Linked DNA regions of Homo sapiens: region 1 is linked to region 2. The links are chromatin loops, found by intact Hi-C in ENCODE. Cell type or tissue: ovary. All regions are shown on one strand. Links, peaks and the distances in the headings refer to the core of each region. The heading gives the core; the rest is flanking DNA.

Evidence for each region. A loop is a pair of places that touch in the nucleus more often than their neighbours do. Peaks named below come from ENCODE experiments on the same cell type or tissue, not always from the same donor. Only the 100,000 strongest peaks of a DNase experiment are listed, where the experiment ranks them.
Region 1: a loop joins it to region 2, with 4 times the contacts of the local background. A loop is called at or near these places in 12 of 110 quality-filtered maps.

The regions. Positions count from the first base shown.
Region 1 is chr5:88,943,761-88,946,675 of GRCh38, forward strand. All of the region lies in intron 2 of MEF2C-AS1 (MEF2C antisense RNA 1), which reads left to right. Among named protein-coding and RNA genes, the nearest start is that of MEF2C-AS1, 62 kb to the left of the region's middle. In ovary, for the core only: no CTCF peak of the experiment used is centred there; no DNase peak of the experiment used is centred there.
Region 2 is chr5:88,887,797-88,890,711 of GRCh38, forward strand. All of the region lies in intron 1 of MEF2C-AS1 (MEF2C antisense RNA 1), which reads left to right. It also overlaps a transcript of MEF2C not described here. Among named protein-coding and RNA genes, the nearest start is that of MEF2C-AS1, 5.9 kb to the left of the region's middle. RefSeq lists enhancers at 1,541-2,077, 1,664-1,863, 2,078-2,612. In ovary, for the core only: no CTCF peak of the experiment used is centred there; DNase peaks (open chromatin) are centred at 1,715 and 2,155; H3K4me3 peaks cover 1,651 bases; H3K27ac peaks cover 2,500 bases.

The DNA of each region.
Region 1 (2,915 bases), core at 283-2,782, 56 kb after region 2:
CACAGAAAGAAAAGGGAAAAAATTCTTAATTTTGTATCTGACCTCTGCTTTGGGGCCTTACTTTAAGTTACATTTTTCTTAAATAAAGCTTTTCTGTTTTTTAAAGTGAATGACGGGATGTTAACTTTAAATAGACATTTAACCACATAAAGTATAGTGGCAGATGGTTCATTTTTCTACTCAGGGTAGACACTTTATTCAGGTAATGATATTTAATCCTCATTTTCTATGAAATCTGCATGTTGTTCTTAAATCTGATACTATTTTGTGATTTAAAATGAGTGTTGGGTTAACTTTGTTTACAAGTGAAGTATTTATCCCTTTGATTCTCTTTTACTTTCTTCTTTTGGTAAACACCTATCCGTTTCTAAGACCCACTTATATGTTATCTCATCAAGGAAAATTTTCCCATCCTCCCAAAGGAGAACAGAACTCCACTGTAGTGGAATAAGTTTTTTGAGGTATGAACCAATGCTTCTGTCCTCCTAATATTCTTACAACCTCTAACCCGCCTCTGCATTCAGGAAACCAGAATACATTAGGGAGGAGACAGCAAAGGAAAACAAAAGACAATAAAGGAATCGATGTATTTGTTTTGTAACTCAAAGTTAAAGTCCAAATTTAGAAAATAGATTTGAAAGCATAACGGGTCAATTTCTGTTGTGCCTCTGAAGAAGAAAGTTGAGAAAGAACGAAGAGGGCTTAGATGCTGGTGGGTGTCTGCAAAAAAGCCCAGACAATGCCTGGAATAATAAAGAAGCAGAGAACTTCCAGGGAGGAAGGGAACAGTCTCTAAGATGGAGCAGGACCTGGGGAAGTCTTGCTTCTCCACTGAAGAACATGGACCAAGACCAGGGCAGAAGGGATGGCAGCTTCCCCGTAGAGCAGTGAGGACGGATGACGACATGAAGACTGGACTGCTCATTCTCACCTTCCCTTCACAGTCCCTGGCACTTTTTAAGCTCCTTGGAAATTAGAGGCAATCTAGGAGAAAGGGGGATAGAAGCAGACCTTATTTCTGTTACAATGTGAATGGGAGCTTCAAATTGAAGATAAAATGTTATGGAAAAAGTGAAATTATATATATATTTTGCACATCGTAGCTTGGTGGCTTTAGGTTTCTGTGCATCAAAGGAAGGAATTGTGTCTTCCTCATTGTCATACTCTGGTATTGGAGATTGTGCAACATATATAGTAGGTATGCAATAAACAGCTGTTAACAGAATGAATCAATACTTTGTAGAGTATTGCCAACCACTCCAGAGCTTTGATCTGGCTTCTCTGTTGGGTCAGGAAAAAAAAGAAAAAAGGAGTCCTGCTTTATTTGTGCCTGTTGCATGCCAGCTTGGCCTGTTTACTCCTGTGGTTTCCCGCATTCCAAAGCAATGCAACGTTGCTTGAAGTTACACTTGAGCATTTTCTAGAGCATTTCTTCTGTCCATCCTACTTGCAGTGACTCCACTTCAGTTCCTTGTATGCCAGCTGCTGTGATAGCTTGCTGTCACTAAACATCTACATGTGTCCACCCCAGAGGAATTAAGTGGGACCACATTAATGCTAGGGAGCTGGCGGTCTTCCAAAACTGCACTCTGGGTCATTCTGTCTTGTGCTTTGGTAAAGTCTTTTCCCCCATCGCCTTCCAGTGGGGAGAGGGATAGGGTACAGCCTACAAAACAGAAACAGAATGCCCAGTGTGCGGGTGGAATACTTCCTCTTTCCTTCGTGAGTAGAGGAGACCGATTCAGAGGATGTTCCACTTATTCATTCCCTTCTAGTGTAATTTTTGCTCAATATTTTCTCTTTCTGTCACCTATAAACCAGAGGGGATATCCACTGGTATACTGCGTTGTGTGGAACGAGGGGGACTGTTCTGTTTCCTCCTTCAGCTCTTGTGAAGGCACTTGCCATTTCCCTGATGCACCATTTAGACATCAGTGTCCACATCTTGTAAGTCAAACTTGTGTCATCCAAAAGGTTCTCATACACATTCAAATGTTAATAAATGCCAATATCTTGTTCATGACCTTACACATAAATCTGAAATATGTAAGAAAGTGTAAACTACCCTCCTTTTTACCTCCACTCTTCTCTCATATATCAGTTCATATACTGCTTGTTGCAAGTAGCAGAAAACCCAATTCAAACTGACTTAACGGGCATGTAGGGGCCTCATAACTGGAAGGTGGTGTGGTGTAGGTGGCTCTGTTGTGTCAAGAAAACATGGTTGTTTTCTGTCTCTCCACTCTGACATCCAGGGCCTCCTTCACAGTCGCAAGATGACTTCCAGCAGCTGGCACAAGGATTACCTGTTTCTTTTTGTTCATATCCTATAGACACATGGTAACTACTAAGGGACCTTCTTTCTCAGAGCCCTCTGGAAATATGTATATATATACTTATATATATATATATTTTAATATATTATATATAATATATATTTGTGTGTGTGTGTGTGTGTGTGTGTGTGTGTGTGTGTATCTACACATATATATGTTTTTTTGAGACAGTCTTGCTGTGTTGCCCAGGCTGGACTGCAGTGGCACCATCTCGGCTCACTGCAACCTGTGTCTCCTGAGTTCAAAGGATTCTCTTGCCTCTGACTCCTTAGTGGCTGTGATTATAGGCACGTGCCACCACGCCTGGCATATTTTTGTATTTTTATTACAGGCTCAGTTTCGTCATGTTCCTCAGCTGGTCTCGAAGTCCTAGCCTCAAGCGATCCACCTGCCTTGGCCCCCCAAAAGTGCTAGGATTACAGGTGTGAACCACCATGCCTGGCCTGGAAATATATGCTTAAATCTTACCTGCCCAATTTTGAAACACATGTTATACACATGCAATGAGTCACTCTTCTCCTTCTTTATCATTTATCACTTCTACTATCTCTTTGGGTAGTAGATAAAAGGGAATGAGGA
Region 2 (2,915 bases), core at 157-2,656:
CTAAATTTCAAAAATTCACTAGGTGCAGCATTAACCCAAGAAGAATATACAGCATGTGGAATGTCTGTGATTGAGAATTTGCAATATACAAAGGATTTGTTATTTCAAGACAAGGTTTACACATATCTAAGGATTCTATGTTTATCTGTATTTCTGTACCTTCAGTTTTATATCTGATAGAGAATTACAGAAGAATGTCAAATCCATTATATCCGAAGCTAACACAATTTGTCAAATCGGGAAATGTTTGCAATGCAGTTGAGGTTACTGAAAGGGCTTATTTTATGCATTGCCTAAAGGCCAATTTAAAATACTTTGGGATTAGTGATGTGTATTCAGTACGGTTTATAAATTCTATTACCAATAATACCTTATTTTTCCAAGCAGTGTTTAACTATACTGAGCACAGACAAATGCTCCTGTGTTCTGATTTCTGTTTTAGTCTGGCTTTCCATGACTTTGTGCACACAAATGAACCTTTCCTTGGCTTCAGACTGAGGCTAGTCCCAGAAAGAGAACCAGCCTTGAGACACATCAGACCAGGATGGTCAATATCTCTTTTCCCATTTGTAATAGCAGGAGGACTTTGCATAGTGAAGAATCATTTATAAAGCCTCTATATTTGGGTTGACATCTCTGAGGTTTATTTTTAAGTTGCTTCAGAGTCAAAGAGAAATGAAAAATTTTGGCCAGTTTTACTTTATGGGTGTTAGTTGAGTTTAGGTTTTTAGGCTTAGGCCCACAGTGAGTGAGTCCAAACTTGGTCTTGTAGTCACTACCAAGTGATTTGGTGAGTTCTCTTTCTTCCAGTTGTGCTTCATTTTACAGTCTATTAAGTGAGAATCATAATACACATCTCCCAGGGCCTATTCACCTTATAGAAATGCAATCTTCATGAAATAACATCTGAAAGGTATGGTAAGGTTTTTTTTTTTTTTTTAAACGACACTACAAATTATGATACATTTCTTTCTTTTCCTGTAATCAGTATGTCCAAATAAGGCTTGATCAGTAATTTGCTTGCAAGTGTGTGGCTGATTCAAAAATAACCACATGCATGAATAAATTTAATGCGACTTTACCTTTACTTACAAAATTGTTAAATGTTGTTCATCAGAACATTGATTCTATCCCATTTCTTGAAATATCACAGAAACCTTCAATTCAAGGAATGGATTTTCACACTTCCCCTTTTAACTGTTTCTTCTAGATACCTTACTATGTGTGTGCTTTTTCATTTTAAAAAATCTTTACCCGGGGTTGTGGTGGAAGTGGGGATTAAAAATCTCGTCCTGCGTTTTGGTGCCCACTTCTTTGTTTGGAAAGCAGAGCGCTGGGACTCAATCCGGACGGCCCTCAAAGACCCAGACGAGGGACGCCTCTAGTTTGAGCAACTCACTCCGCTGAGTTATTGATTGCAGGCAGCAACAATCCCTCCGGTTGATTTGTGTGAAAAGTGAATCCGCTCTGGCTGGGCGTTCAGCAGAGGCGCAACAGCTGCAACGCCATCCAATTATTGCCGATCCTCCCCTCCAACACTGCTCTCATCACCTATATACTCTTCTCTCTGCCCGTCTCTGCTTCCCCCCCCTTCCCCCCCCCCTTTTCTCCCGGCCGACGGAGCTGAAGGGGCGGGGGTTCCTTCCTTGGAGTGTTTCTAGAGCTCGGAGGCTGCTGGTAGGGGGTGAGTGCGCCACGTGCGTGCGCCACGGGCGAGCAGGAGGCAGGCTCTGGGCCCTCCTGGGGACCTGCTGGACCTGCTGGACCTGGGTGCGACGAGTGGGCGGCCACGCTGGTTTGGCGCGGGGAAGGAAGGGGGTGTGCCGACTTGTATTTAGTTGGGGGTTGTGGAAGTCACGGCTGGGGGAAAAGCGTCCGGTGGTTTGTTGGTAAAGAGGGTGCGTGATGGGCTCTGGGGAATGGAGGAGGGCGCAACGGCTGTGGGTGGACTGTGGAAACGGGCGGTGGCAGTGCCGGGGTAGTTGTCCTGCTGGTCTGGTTTTGGGATCCTGGGCTGGAGAAATGCGATCCAAAAGAGCTCGGGATGGGCTCAGAGCGACCCACGAAAATACCAGGGGCCAAGTAAAATGAACCCACCCTTTAACAGTGCACAAAGCGCTGGCACACGGTCCACGTCTGGTGACGCAGGCTGCCCGAAGCGCTCCAACCATTTTGCAAACCTGGGAGAGCAAGAGGGGCTCTGCAGGTCTAGCCGCCGCCCCTGTCCCACTCTGGCCAGCCGGAGTTTTTCACCTGACAGACCAATAGGAAAGAACACGGGCCCCAAACTGGATTTTATAGTCTGAGCTCTCAGCATCTAAGGAATTATATTTCAAAAAACAAAAGCCAACTCATAGCTCTATTAAGCTAACGCGTGTGCGAGTTTTGGCTAGGAAAAAGCCACAAAGTAAAGCAAGAAGTAGGGTATTCAGGATAAAACACACACTTTAAAGACAAAACAGAAAACTTCCTTTCCCCTTGTACCCCCTTTATTTGTTAACACAGGGGAACGGTTCTGGGATGTCTTACAAAAATGCTGTCACTAAATGCAGATATCTGTGCTGTTCTTTGACCTGTCTGGCATTGTGGAATACTCAATTACATCGAAGGTGTAAAAACGTTTATGTTATCATGTTCTTGAAACATTTAGCGGCTACCAAGATGGTAGCTATTTAAATTAATTAAAATAAGATAAAATAAAAATAAATTCTGTCCCTCAGTTCCACTGGCCATATTTCAAGTGCTCAATAGCCACATGTGGCTAGTGGCTCCCTTACTGGACAGCGACATGTCAAACGTTTCCATCACTGCATAAAGTTCTGCTGGAGAATACTGCTATAGAGTTCAAAATGAATGCTGGTTAAAAAAAGAAAGAAAGAAAGAAATTACTTTATGACTGATACCAGCCACATTTT